Linked DNA regions of Homo sapiens: region 1 is linked to region 2. A link is a contact called in ENCODE Hi-C or POLR2A ChIA-PET data. All regions are on one chromosome and are shown on one strand. The core of a region is the stretch at or near the end of the contact, and the rest is flanking DNA. Distances in the headings are between cores, read along the strand shown.

What was found. A loop is a pair of places that touch in the nucleus more often than their neighbours do. ChIA-PET counts read pairs that join two places held with the same protein, here RNA polymerase II (POLR2A). Pooled maps may share reads with other maps.
Region 1: a loop to region 2 is called in a pooled map, with 4 times the contacts of the local background. The contact joins the enhancer-like site here to the promoter of GIPR in region 2. A Hi-C loop is called at or near these places in 1 of 50 pooled maps. POLR2A ChIA-PET finds 5 or more read pairs at or near these places in 2 of 52 experiments (WTC11 and activated CD4-positive, alpha-beta T cell).

The regions. Positions count from the first base shown.
Region 1 is chr19:46,013,096-46,019,680 of GRCh38, forward strand. CCDC61 (coiled-coil domain containing 61) reads left to right here. Exons shown (of 14, transcript NM_001267723.2): 6 at 1,954-2,164; 7 at 2,250-2,332; 8 at 2,959-3,128; 9 at 3,223-3,298; 10 at 3,599-3,738; 11 at 3,896-3,974; 12 at 4,152-4,209; 13 at 4,983-5,055; 14 at 5,195-5,521. The coding sequence ends at 5,292. PGLYRP1 (peptidoglycan recognition protein 1) reads right to left here. Exons shown (of 3, transcript NM_005091.3): 2 at 6,431-6,552; 3 at 6,058-6,324. The coding sequence ends at 6,143. It overlaps MIR769 (microRNA 769), which reads left to right and starts at 5,837; the gene lies at 5,837-5,954. RefSeq lists silencers at 2,196-2,490, 2,958-3,037, 3,768-3,827. Within about 2 kb of position 2,367, at least 2 of the 41 ENCODE cell types and tissues checked have a DNase peak (open chromatin) inside an H3K27ac peak, as active enhancers do.
Region 2 is chr19:45,663,496-45,669,470 of GRCh38, forward strand. GIPR (gastric inhibitory polypeptide receptor) reads left to right here and starts at 4,726. Exons shown (of 14, transcript NM_000164.4): 1 at 4,726-4,803. RefSeq lists a silencer at 4,611-4,770 and an enhancer at 5,151-5,430.

The sequences.
Region 1 (6,585 bases), core at 1,117-3,616, 350 kb after region 2:
CTGCCTTCTGCCTCCTGGGCTCAAGCGATTCTCCTGCCTCAGCCTCCTGAGTAGCTGGGATTACAGGTGCCCCCCACCAGACCTGGCTAATTTTTTTTTTGAATTTTTAGTAGAGAGGGGGTTTCACCATATTGGCCAGGCTGGTCTTGAACTCATGACCTCAGGTGATCTGCCTGCCTTGGCCTCCCAAAGTGCTGGGATGACAGGCATGAGCCACTGTACCTGGCTGCAAGCTAATTTTTGTAGAGATGGGGATTTACCTTGTTGCCCAGGCATGTCTCAAACTCTTGGGCTCAAGGTATCTGTCCGCCTTGGCCTCCCAAAGTGCTGGGATTACAAGTGTGAGCCACCACACTTGACCTACTTATATGTCTTTTCTTGTGATGAAAATCTTAGTTTCTAGGGATAATAACATATTTATTTGCTTTATCTTAAACAATACCAGTGTAATTACTAATAATTGAATTTTGAATGAAGTTTAACATTTCCAGGGCCGGGTGCGGTGGCTCACGCCTGTAATCCCAGCACATTGGGAGGCTGAGGCGGGCAGATCATGAGGTCAGGAGTTTGAGACCATCTTGGCCAACATGGTGAAACCCCGTCTCTACTAAACATACAAAAATTAGCCAGGGTTGGTGGTGGGCGCCTGTAATCCTAGCTACTTGGGGGCTGAGGCAGGAGAATCGCTTCAACCCGGGAGGCAGAGGTTGCAGTGAGCCAAGATCGTGCCACTGCACTCCAGCCTGGGTGACAGAGCAAGACTCCGTCTCAGAAAAAAAAAAAAAAAGATTTCTTTGCAGTTCTTTTTGGCCTTAGGCTATATCCCGCTTGCTCAAACGATGTGTTTTAGTCACCTCCTATAATTCTCCAATGTGCCACCAACTTTGATATAGAGTTAGGTCTGTTTGGGCCAGTTTCTTTTAAAATTTTTGTGATGGCATTTGTTAAAATTTAATTAATTAATTTGTATAAAATATTTTTATAGTTCCAAAACTGAAAAAGAGGGTACATTCAGAGAGGTCCAATTTCTTACATTTTTTAAAAAATTATTTTTACTTCTGGTTTTCTTATTTTTTTGAGATGTGATCCACCTGCCTCGGCCTCCCAAAGTGCTGAGATTACAGGCATGAGCCACTTTGTCCAGCCAGAGAAGTCCAATTTCTGTTCATTTTCCCCTTCCCCATAAATAATCCTTTTTTCCCCCATAGATTTTGGTTTATTCTGTAATTTTGAAAATATAAACATATAATTTATAATTCTCATTTCTTTTATGAAAAGGGACATTCTGAACATACTGTCTGCACCGCACTGTGTCACAGCAGTCACTCGGTGACAGGACACAGAGATACTCTACTTTCCTCTTTATAGTTTTGTGGGACTCAATTGAGTAGATGTATTAGAAATTCAATTAGTTCTCTTTTAACATACATTTTGGTTATTTCCACTCTTTTGCTATTACAGATTGTGCTGCAATGAATAGCCTTGTGTATACATTTTCTCAAGGAAGGGTTTTGAGCATGGTAGTTACCTGATCAAATTTGTATTGTAGAGGATTTCGTGACTGGGAGACTGGCCTGGCGAGGTGGGAGGAGGAGGGAGGCAGTGCTAGGCTTTCAGGGTGTGTACAGATTGATGAAATCGTTTAGAATTGGAACTCACATGGCTGTGTTCCCACTCCTTCACCCGCACCAGGGGGAGGAGTGTGTGTGTGTGTCCTGTGCGTGGTGGGGTCATGTCCTCTTCGTGAGGTGCATGGGGGTGATGTGACCACATCCCTCCTCACACGTCGCAGGGGATATGATAGGACCCTGCCCCTCCCCATGGGGTCAGTTGAGACTGATGAGCCGTGTACCCCCTTCCGGGGAGGTGAAATGATGAGGCGTCCCACCCCCATGGAGTAGTGGGAATGGGGCCATGCCTCTCTCTCCAGCGCTCTCTCCGCGTCTTCCCCAGGGTGTCGCGCCTGGCGTCCGAGAAGCGGGAGCTGGAGGCGCAGCTGGGCCGATCGCGCGAGGAGGCGCTGGCCGGGCGCGCGGCACGCCAGGAGGCCGAGGCGCTGCGCGGGCTGGTGCGCGGGCTGGAGCTGGAGCTGCGGCAGGAGCGCGGCCTCGGGCACAGGGTGGCCGGCCGTCGCGGCCAGGACTGCCGCCGTCTGGCCAAGGAGGTGAGCAGCGGGGGCCCGGGGCGGCCAGCGAGGCGCGGACCTCGGCCTCAGCCTGGACCTCCGCGCCCCTCTCCCCTCCCGGCAGCTCGAGGAGGCGAAGGCATCGGAGCGGAGCCTGCGCGCCCGGCTGAAGACGCTGACCAGCGAGCTGGCATTGTACAAGAGGGGGTGAGAGCGAGGCCTGCCAGGCGCCTGGGCGGATGGGCGGGCCCTGAGGGTGTGGAGGCTGATGAGGCGGAGCCTAAGGGGGCGGGGCGGGGCCAGGTAGGGTGGAGGGGGCGGGGCTGAAGGGGAGGCGGGGCTTAGCGGACCCCGTCTGGAGTCCAGACAGGATTTGGGTGCAGTGGTTAGGAGGTGGACCCGGGCTGTGCGGAGATGCGCAGGCTTGGGGCGGCGTTCAGGAGGGACTGGGAAAGGGATCGTGCCCTAGGGTCTCCTGGTGCGAAAGGGTGCGGCGCAGCAGGTGGGATCAGGGTGAGGTCCGCTGGCATTTATGGGGTGGGTGGTGGAAAATTGGAAAGAGTTTCCGGGGAGTTGTGGAAGACTCCGGAAAGAAGGGTCTGTTGAAGGCGGTGTGTTGAAAGGATGTAGGGGAATGACAGAGGGGTGTTTTAGGGGTCCAATTGGGTGAGGTCTGGGGGGGAAGATATCGAGAGGGTCATGGGCCCAGGAGTGCACGTCTAGGAGTTGATGGGGTAGGCCTGAGGGTTCGGAGAAGGTGCGGTCGGGGAGGAGTCTCGCGATTGAGTTTGTCGGGGCGGGCGGGAAGCTGACAGCTGCCTCTGTGGTCTCAGGAGGCGGACTCCGCCGGTGCAGCCGCCCCCGACGCGGGAGGACCGGGCCTCATCGTCCCGGGAGCGCTCCGCGTCGCGAGGCCGCGGCGCCGCGCGCTCCTCATCCCGGGAGAGCGGCCGCGGGAGCCGGGGTCGGGGCCGCCCTGCGCGCCCCTCGCCCTCGCCCACAGGTCTGTGCCCCTGCCCTGCGGTAGGGAGGGGACGCACTGGCGCTGCCAAGGCCCGTCTCCGGACCTAGCCGCCTCCTCTCCCACGCCGTCCTAGGTGGTCGCGCGCTCCGCTTCGACCCCACGGCCTTTGTGAAAGCCAAGGAAAGGAAGCAGAGAGAGATCCAGATGAAGTCAGTGCCCCTTCCTCCCTCACCTGCCCCTGTCCCTGGCCCGTGCCCGCTCCCGGGCTCTCATCTCTCCACGCCACCATCAGTCTCCATCCCCTGCCACCTGCTCGCTTCTCGCCGGATACCCCGCCTGCTCTCCCTTCCGTCCGTCCTACCTCCTCGTCTGTGTTTCTGCGTGCTTTCCGCTCGTAGGCCTGTCACCTCAGGCTTTCGCTGGCGTGGCTGTGACCTTTAGGGGCGCAGTGACCCCCTTGCCTGCAGGAGTTGGGCGTACAGACCGGCGTCTCCTTTCTTTTTTCCCAGGCAGCAGCAGCGGAACCGCTTAGGCAGTGGGGGAAGCGGGGACGGTCCGTCCGTCTCCTGGTCTCGCCAGACCCAGCCCCCTGCTGCCTTGACTGGCCGAGGGGACGCCCCTAACCGCTCCCGAAACCGCAGCTCCTCAGGTAACTGGCCTGGAGCTGGGGGCTGCCGGGCTAGGCGGGACTGGGCGGGGCTGGGCGGGCTGGGAGGCACTGGGCAGGGCGGGCGGGCTGGGAGGGCCTGGGAAGCACTGGGCGGGGCCAGCGAGGGCCAGCGGTCACGCCCTCCGTCTCCCTCTAGTGGACAGTTTCCGCAGCCGCTGCTCGTCTGCCAGCTCCTGCAGCGATTTGGAGGATTTCTCTGAGTCGCTCTCCAGAGGGTAAAACTTGAACTTGGGAAAAGGATCGCCTCCAAAGGGTTTCTGGGGAGACTAGAAACAGTCTTTTGCAGGGAAATTGGGTGATGGAGCCTGGGGGCCTTGAAACCACAAAGGTCGGGGAGGTGGGAAGTACCAGAGCCTCCCCACCACTGGTCCTTGGTTACTCCTTTTTCTCAGGGGTCACCGCCGCCGTGGGAAGCCTCCCAGCCCAACGCCCTGGAGTGGGTCCAATATGGTGAGTAGAAGGGGCAACATAAACCACTGGAACACAGCTGCCCCCATTTCCTGTGATTCCTTCCTGGGGATCAGGTGCAGAGGCGACTCTGAATGCCTTTGGCAATAGGGCTTTTTTAAGAGTGCGTCTCGCTCTTTCAGGCTGGGGTGCAGTGGGGCAATTGTAGCTCACGGCAGCTTTCAACTCCTGGACTCAAGAGACCCTCCCACCTCGGCCTATGGAGTAGCTGGGACTAGGCTTTTTTGGGGGGGCAGGGTGGGGTTGAGACAGGATAAGGGGGTGGTATTGTCTCTTTATGTTGCCCAGGCTGGTCTGGAACTCCTGGCCTCAAGCCATCCTCAGCCTCCTACAGCGCTGGAGTTACAGGCTGGGCCAGCGCACCTGGCCTGGGAACAGCACGTTTTGAGAGCATTAGATTGGAGAAGGAATAATGAGGGGCACGTGATGCTCTTTAGGGCTTTGGCTTCTGACTGTCAGGTCTTGAAACCTGTCTCCTCCTCTTCCCAGCTGTATGGTTCAAGGCAGTTCTTTAGCCTCTCTGTACCTTAGTTTTTGTTTATCAGTTAACCAGGGTTGGTAATGGCATCACCTCACATGTGAGGTGAGGGCTCTGTGAGGACATTAGGAGGTTATTTTGCAGATAATGAATGGCCAGTAGGTGTCAGGCCTTATTTTTCCCCAAGGTCCTTAGGCTCAGGATTTCCAGTGGGATTTAGGGGGACAGAAATAGAGGGACGGTGGGTGACCCCCTTTCCTACCTTCCCCATCACCAGAAGTCTCCCCCCGTGGAACGCAGCCACCATCAGAAATCTCTGGCCAACTCCGGGGGCTGGGTCCCCATCAAAGGTGAGCCTGGGACTCCACATCCCCTCTCCCAGCCCCAGGACCCGTTGGAATGGTAGTGCGGGCAGTGGTATATTGGGCCCAGGAACTCCCTGGGGCTTCAGGCCCCTCACAGCCCCCATACCCACACCTGCTCTCACAGAGTACAGCTCGGAGCACCAGGCGGCTGACATGGCCGAAATAGACGCACGCCTGAAGGCCTTGCAGGAGTACATGAACCGACTGGACATGCGGTCATAACGTGGAGAAGGGGTACTACCCCTCCATCCCCCACCCACTTGCTGGGTATGGTGTGGGGGGTGGGGCCAGGGTGGCCTCCAGCCCTGCCCAGTCCCTGCCCTGGCCCCGTCCCTCCTGCTGCCCCTGGGGTCTCAGGTGTGTGAGGCCCTGACCCTGCCCTCTCCCCAGGCAGTGCATGCTGGGAGGGAGGATGTGTGCATTTTGTAAATAAACATATTTGCCCTGGGGACCCCTCAGCTTATGACTAAAGGGTGAGGGTGGAGTGGGGAGAAATGTGGAGGAAGAGAAATTGGGGGGTATAATTGGGACCTGTGTGTCTGTGCCTCGGAGGCAGATTGGGACTCAGGCCTAGGAAAAGCTTGTACACTCTCTAAACAGTGCAAGGGCAGACCTGGGAGGAGTAGTGAGCAGCCCGTCCCTAAAGGAGTCCAAGCAAAGTTTCTGCGCAGGATGCCTTTGGCTGTGTGGTGGGAAGGAGGTGTCTTGCAGCGTGGTTCACTGCCCAGGAGGACCCCCAGGACCCACTGTTGGTGACATCCCGGCCGCCTTGGTGCTGATTCCTGGGCTCTGACCTGAGACCTCTGGGTTCTGAGCTGTGATGTTGCTCTCGAGCTGGGATCTCCGGGGTCTTGGTTCAGGGCCGGGGCCTCTGGGTTCCAAGCACCAGTGAGGAGAGTGCTGGGAGGGGAAGGGGTGGGAGGGCTTTGGTCTTGTGGGAGGGAGAGAAGGAGGGGAGGTGTGTGGTGGGACCTGCTGAGGAACACATTTTGAGCTACATCTTTATTGGAGAAGGAGACAGTGGGGTTTTTGGCCATGGGAGGGGAGGAATGGGGTGCGGATCAGCAGGGCCTCAGGGGGAGCGGTAGTGTGGCCAATTCTGGATGAGGTGGTAGAGCTGGTTGCCTGGAGAGAGTGTACGCTGCACATCCCGGTGTCCTTTGAGCACATAGTTGGACCTCAGGGCTCCCTGAGCCACACCGCAGGCCAGTAGACCCTGGGCTGCCCGGATGGCCTGGGGTGTGGGCACCCGATCTGGAGGAGGCAGAGGTAGGAGTCAGGCAGGGGCTTCCCCGAAGGGGAAGTGATAGCGTAGGGCCCCGTGTCAGCCCCCATCCCAACTGGCTGGACAGTCACTCACCCATGTAGTTGCCCATGAAGCTGATGCCAATGGACATGGGGTTCCATAAGTGACCTGAGTGGGCACCCGTGAAGTTCCAGCCACGGCCCTCGTATACGAGCCCGTCTTCTCCAATCAGGAAGCTGCATGGGGAGGTGGGGGGGCTTGATGAGTGA
Region 2 (5,975 bases), core at 3,476-5,975:
GGAGTTCAAGACCAGCCTGACCAATTTGGTGAAAACCCAACTCTGCTAAAAGTACAAAAAAAAAAAAATAGCCAGGCATGGTGGCAGGTGCCTGTAATCCCAGCCTCTCGGGAGGCTGAGGCAGGAGAATCACTTGAACCTGGCTCACTGCAATCTCTGCCCTAGCCTGGGCGACAGAGTGAAACTCTGTCTCAAAAAAAACAAAAATTTTGTTTTTAATTCTAGATGACGTGTTGATAGATGCAGCAAACCACCATGGCATATGCATACCTATGTAACAAACCTGTACGTTCAGCACATGTATCCCAGAACTTAAGGTAAATTTTTTTTTTTAATTGGAAAACTGAAAAAAAAAAATATTTTTTTTTTAGAGACGGGATCTGGCTATGTTGCCCAGGCTGGTCTCCAACTCCTGGGCTTAAGTGATCCTCCCATGTTGGCCTCCCAAAGTGCTGGGATTACAGGTGTAAGCCACCACACTAGGCTCTTAGCTCCTTTTCCTGTTTCACACCACCAGCTCATTTCCTCTCCACTGCTTCCCCCTCCCTGCCAGCCTCTCCCTTCCCCCTCTACAGCCTCCCCACCCCTCACTGCCTTCCTCTGTGGAGTGACCTCAGGCCCTCATTGGGGCCAAGGAGAGACTCCCTTCCAACCTAAACTTCTCCCAAGGTGCTGGGCAATCTCAGACCCCCTTCCCTCTCCACTCCAGGACAGGAGCCTTTCCCAGGACCCGGAGGGCACCAGGAATGTGGGGCAGAGAGCGGGGAGGCAGCCTAAGTCCAGGAAGCGAGAACCCTCGCCTCCCCCGAGACTTGTCTCCTTCCAGCCTCTGGTGCAGACCTCATGCCACCCCTTACTCCCTGTCCCTCCTGGGGCCTCTGGGCCTTAATTTCTCCTCTACAAAATGGGCAGACTCGCCTCTGTCCCACTTAGAGTCCCAGGGGAGTGCATGCTCACAAATGTCCATTGTATGATTAATGTGCAGGAATTGGAGTTTGTATTAACAGGAGATGAGAGCTGGGAGCTGGGACTGGGCTCTGAGCCTGTCCCCCACCCCCAGTCACGTACAGATGTTCCCCATATTTAGGGCAAAGGAACAGACTGGAAGTAGAGACAGCAGAGAATGTGTGTGATTCACTGGCGACTGTCATGATGAGACCATGTGAGGCTATGGGTTAGTGTGCAATTGTGACACGATGGTGTGTGTGACCCTGTGTGCACCTGTGTGACTGTGCGTGACTGTGGGAGGTGGGATTGCAGGGTGTGACAAGTCACTGTGACGTGCACAGCTATGGGACAGTGAGGTTGTGTGCGTGACATGTATATGACTGTATGTGACTTGTGAATATGGGTGAGACTAAGGGAGAGTTGTGAGTCTGTATGACCATGTCACTCAGTGTGACCGTGGGGGTGAGGGTGACGGTGTGAGAGTGTTTGCCTCATGACAGTTGGGGAATGTGTGTTGTTGGAATGTGACTGAGGACTCTGTGGGTGACTGTGAAGTGTGTGAGTGTGTGACGGTGTTAATGGGTGTGGTTGCATGACATTGTGTGTGACTTTCAGCTTGTGTCATAAAAAGACTGTATAATAAGACATTAAAAAAAAAAAAGGCCAGGCGCGGTGGCTCATGCCTGTAATCCCAGCACTTTGGGAGGCCGAGACGGGTGGATCACGAGATCAGGAGATCGAGACCATCCTGGCTAACACGGTGAAACCCCGTCTCTACTAAAAATACAAAAAATTAGCCGGGCATGGTGGCGGGCACCTGTACTCCCAGCTACTCGGGAGGCTGAAGCAGGAGAATGGCGTGAACCTGGGAGGCGAGGCTTGCAGTGAGCTGAGATCACGCCACTGCACTCCAGCCTGAGTGACACAGCAAGACTCTGTCTCAAAAAAAAAAAAGAGTCGGGCACAGTGGCTCATGCCTGTGATTCCAGCACTTTGGGAGGCTGAGGCAGGCAGATCACCTGAAGTCAGGAATTTGAGACCAGCCTGGCCAACATAGTGAAACCCCATCTCTTCTAAAAAAAAAAAAAAAAAAAAAAGCCAGCCACAGTGGCTCACGCCTGTAATCCCAGCACTTTGGGAGACTGAGGCGGGAGGATCACGAGGTCAGGAGTTCAAGACCAGCCTGGCCAACATGGTGAAAACTTGTCTCTACTAAAAATACAAAAATTAGCTGGGCATGGTGGCGCGTGCCTGTAATCCCAGCTACCCGGGAGGCTGAGGCAGGATAATTGCTTGAACCAGGACCCGGGAGGTGGAGATTGCAGTGAGCCAAGATCACGCCACTGTACTCCAGCCTGGGCTACAGAGGGAGACTCGGCCAAAAAAAAAAAAAAAATTATTAGCCGGGCATGGTTGCGGGCGCCTGTAATCCCAGCTACTTGGGAGGCTAAGACAGGAGAACTGCTTGAACCTGGGAAGCAGAGGTTCCAGTGAGCTGAGATCGTGCCACTGCACTCCAGCCTGGGCGACAGAGTGAGACTCCATCCCAAGAAAGAAAGAGAGAAAGGGAGAAAGGGAGGAAGGGAGGGGGGAGGGGAGAGGGGAGAGGGGAGAGGAAAAGGAAAGGAAAGTCCTTTGCAGCAACACAGATGCAGCTGGAGGCCAGTATCCTAAGTGAATTAACAAAGGAACAGAAATCCAAACACCAGATGCTCTTACTTATAAGTGGGAGCTGAGCACTGGGTACACATGGACACCAACATGCGAACAACAGACACTGGGGACTCCTAGAGGGGGCAGGGAAGGAGACAAGGGTTAAAAAACTACCCGTTGGGTGCCATGCTCACTACCTGGATGATGGGATCATTTATACCCCCAACCTCCGCATCGTGCAATACACCCCCGTGACAAACCTGCACATGTGCCCCCTGAATCTAAAATAAAAGTTAAGGCCAGGCGCGGTGGTTCATACCTGTAATCCCAGCACTTTGGGAGGCCAAGGCGGGAGGATCACTTGAGGCCAGGAGTTGGAGAACAATATGGCCAACATGGTGAAACCTCATCTCTACTAAAAATATAAAAATCAGCCAGGCGTGGTGGCATACACCTGTAGTCCCAGCTACTCTGGTGGTTGAGGCATGAGAATCGCCTGAACCCAAGAGGCAGAGGTTGCCAAGTTGGCGCCACTGCACTCCAGCCTGGGTGACAGAGTGAGACCCTGTCTAGAAAAAATAATAAATAAAATGAATTAAAATAAATGAATAAATAAATAAATAAAAGTTGAGGCTGGGTGTGATGGCACATCCCTGTAGTCCCAGCACTTTGGGAGGCCGAGGCAGGAGGATTGCTTGAGGCCAAGAGTTGGAGACCAGCATGGCCAACATGGTGAAACCCCATCTCTACTAAAAATACAAAAATTTTAGCTGGGTGTGGTGGCACACACCTGTAGTCCCAGCTACTCGGGAGGCTGAGGCAGGAGAATCTCCTGAACCCTGGAGGCGGAGGTTGAAGTGAGCCAAGATGGCGCCACTGCACTCCATCCTGGGTGACAGAGTGAGACCCTGTCTCAAAAAAAAAAAAGTTGAAATTATTTTTTAATAAAATGGTGGGGCATGGTGGCTCATGCCCATAGTCCCAGCTAGTCAAGAGGCTGAGTTAAGAGGATCCCTTGAGCCCAGGAAGTGGAGGCTGCAGTGAGCTATAATTGTTCCAGTGCACTCCACTCTCATAAATAAATAAATAAATAAAATGTAAAAAGGATTGTATGGGCCGGGTGTGGTGGCTGTCGCCTGTAATCCCACCACTTTGGAAGGCCAAGACATGTGGAACACCTGAGGTCAGGAGTTTGAGACCAGCCTGGGCAACATGGTGAAACACCGTCTCTACTAAAAATACAAAAATTAGTCGGTTGTGGTGGTGTGTGCCTGGAATCCCAGCTACTTGGGAGGCTGCGGTGGGAGAATTGCTTGAACCCAGGAGGCGGAGGTTGCAGTGAGCTGAGATCATGCTTCTGTACTCCAGCCTCAGCAACAGAGGAAGACTCTGTCTCAAAAAAAAAAAATTCTATGTCTGCGAGTAACCACACAACTGCATACTGCGTATATTTATTTCATGACAATCCTTCCTTGAACCCCTGCTCTTAACGATTTTGGGGACCCAGTGGTGACCCAGATGTCCTGGCTCTACCCTCCTGGGCCACACAGGCTAGCAGGGCAACAGTGTTTGTGATGAAACCCGGTGATTGCGTGAATGTGTGGGTGATTGACAGTGTTGTTGGAACTGTGAGACACTGTGAGCGTTACTGTGTGTGTGCAGGAGTCCATAGCCCTGGGTACATGACTGTGTGTCACAGTGGATGACTGTCCACCTGTGAGTGAGAGACTGTGGCTGTCTGGGTGTGACCATGGGACTGTATGGGTGTGACTGAATGTGTGACTGTGTGAGTAACAGCTTGTGAGGTTCTGTGACTGTGCCTTTCCATGGCTCAGCCTATGGGATTGTGTGTGACACTGCATGTTTGATTGAGTGACTGAGGCTCTGGGAATGAGTGGCGGTGGGGGCGGGTACCTGTGGGTGGGACAGCATGAGAGATTGTACACACTTGGTGCAGGGGTCCTCAGGACGATAAGGACAATTCAGTAACTGCCCTCCCTCATGACCTTGATGACTGCCCCCTGCTCGGCTCTCTGCCCCAGAGCTCCCCGCTTCCGTTCCCTGTCCCGCCTTGGCCCCGCCCCCTCCCATCACCCCGGGCTGCCAGCGCCTGTCACCTCTCCCAGAGCCGAGACAAGGCAGTTGGAGGCAGCGGTGGCAGGGGCTGCAGGAGCAAGTGACCAGGAGCAGGACTGGGGACAGGTGAGGGCTCCCCAATCCCAGCCCATTCTCCCTGCCCCCCCTTGACCTCTCAAGTCTCTGGCACTCTCCCTCTCTGCTTCTCTGCCCTGCCTTTGTCTCTCTGTCTCTGTGCCCACCACCATCTCTGCTCATCTCTGTCTCTTGATGTCTCTGTCTGCGTGTTTCCATCTCTGGTTAGCTGCTAGATAACTTCTCTTTCCCCTGCTCTGTCTCCCTCCACGTCTCTGCCTCTTCTTTGTCTCCTAGCCCACATCTGCGTCTCTTTCTCTGTTTGTTTTTCTCTGGTCTCTGGCTGGGGGTCTCATTCTGTCCCTCCGTCTCTGCGCCTCTCAGTCTTTACATTTCTGTCTCTTGTGTCTGTGACGCCGTTGTCTGTCCTTCTGAGGCTCGACCTGAGATCCTCTCTGCTTCCGTCTTTCTCTACGTGGAGCCGCGGGGGCGCGGGTGAGTGGGTGTCGGGCGTTAGACCGATTTCCAGGCATCTGCACATCTAACCCCGGATCTGTCGCTTCTCTAGTCCCTAAGTATTTGGATGCTGGGAAAGGGTTGTTCCACTTACTCTGGGCTTTATCTACCCCCAGCGGGGAAAGTTTTGTAAGGTCAGGTTCCTATGTGTGCTAGAAAACCCTTTGGGCTTGGAGAGTGGGAGCTCGGATGGGCGTTTCAAGTTCTCCACCAGGCTGTGGGAACTCAGATGGGCGTTTCAAGTACCCCACTAGGGGGTACTGAAAACCTTCAAGTTTTTCAGTTCCCCATAGAAAAGGGGTCTAGGCTGACGGTTTCTACCCCCTCCTCTCCAAGGCGGTCCCCGGGTTCCCAGGAGTCTGTAGGTCCAGACTTCGGTGACACTGACACTTCCGCCCAGCGTAGCTCTAGGGCAACCGCCCGCTCAGCAAACACCCCCCCCTTCCACCTTTGCTGCCCCAACAACAGTCAGGGGAGGCCGGGGAATCACTTAAGGGGCCCCGCCCACCACCGGAGTTCCACCCACTCCGCGTGCCTCTCCCTCCCCCCAGATCATCACGCCTGGGAGTTGCGGGAGCGGGTGCGCTGCCTCGGAGTCCCGCGTGTATACGGCTCCCCAGCCGTCTGCCCCTGTGTGTGAATCCCTGAGGCGGGGTGACGCTGGGGTTGGAGTAGGAGGGCAGAGGTGCTGACCTTGCCCTGGGACC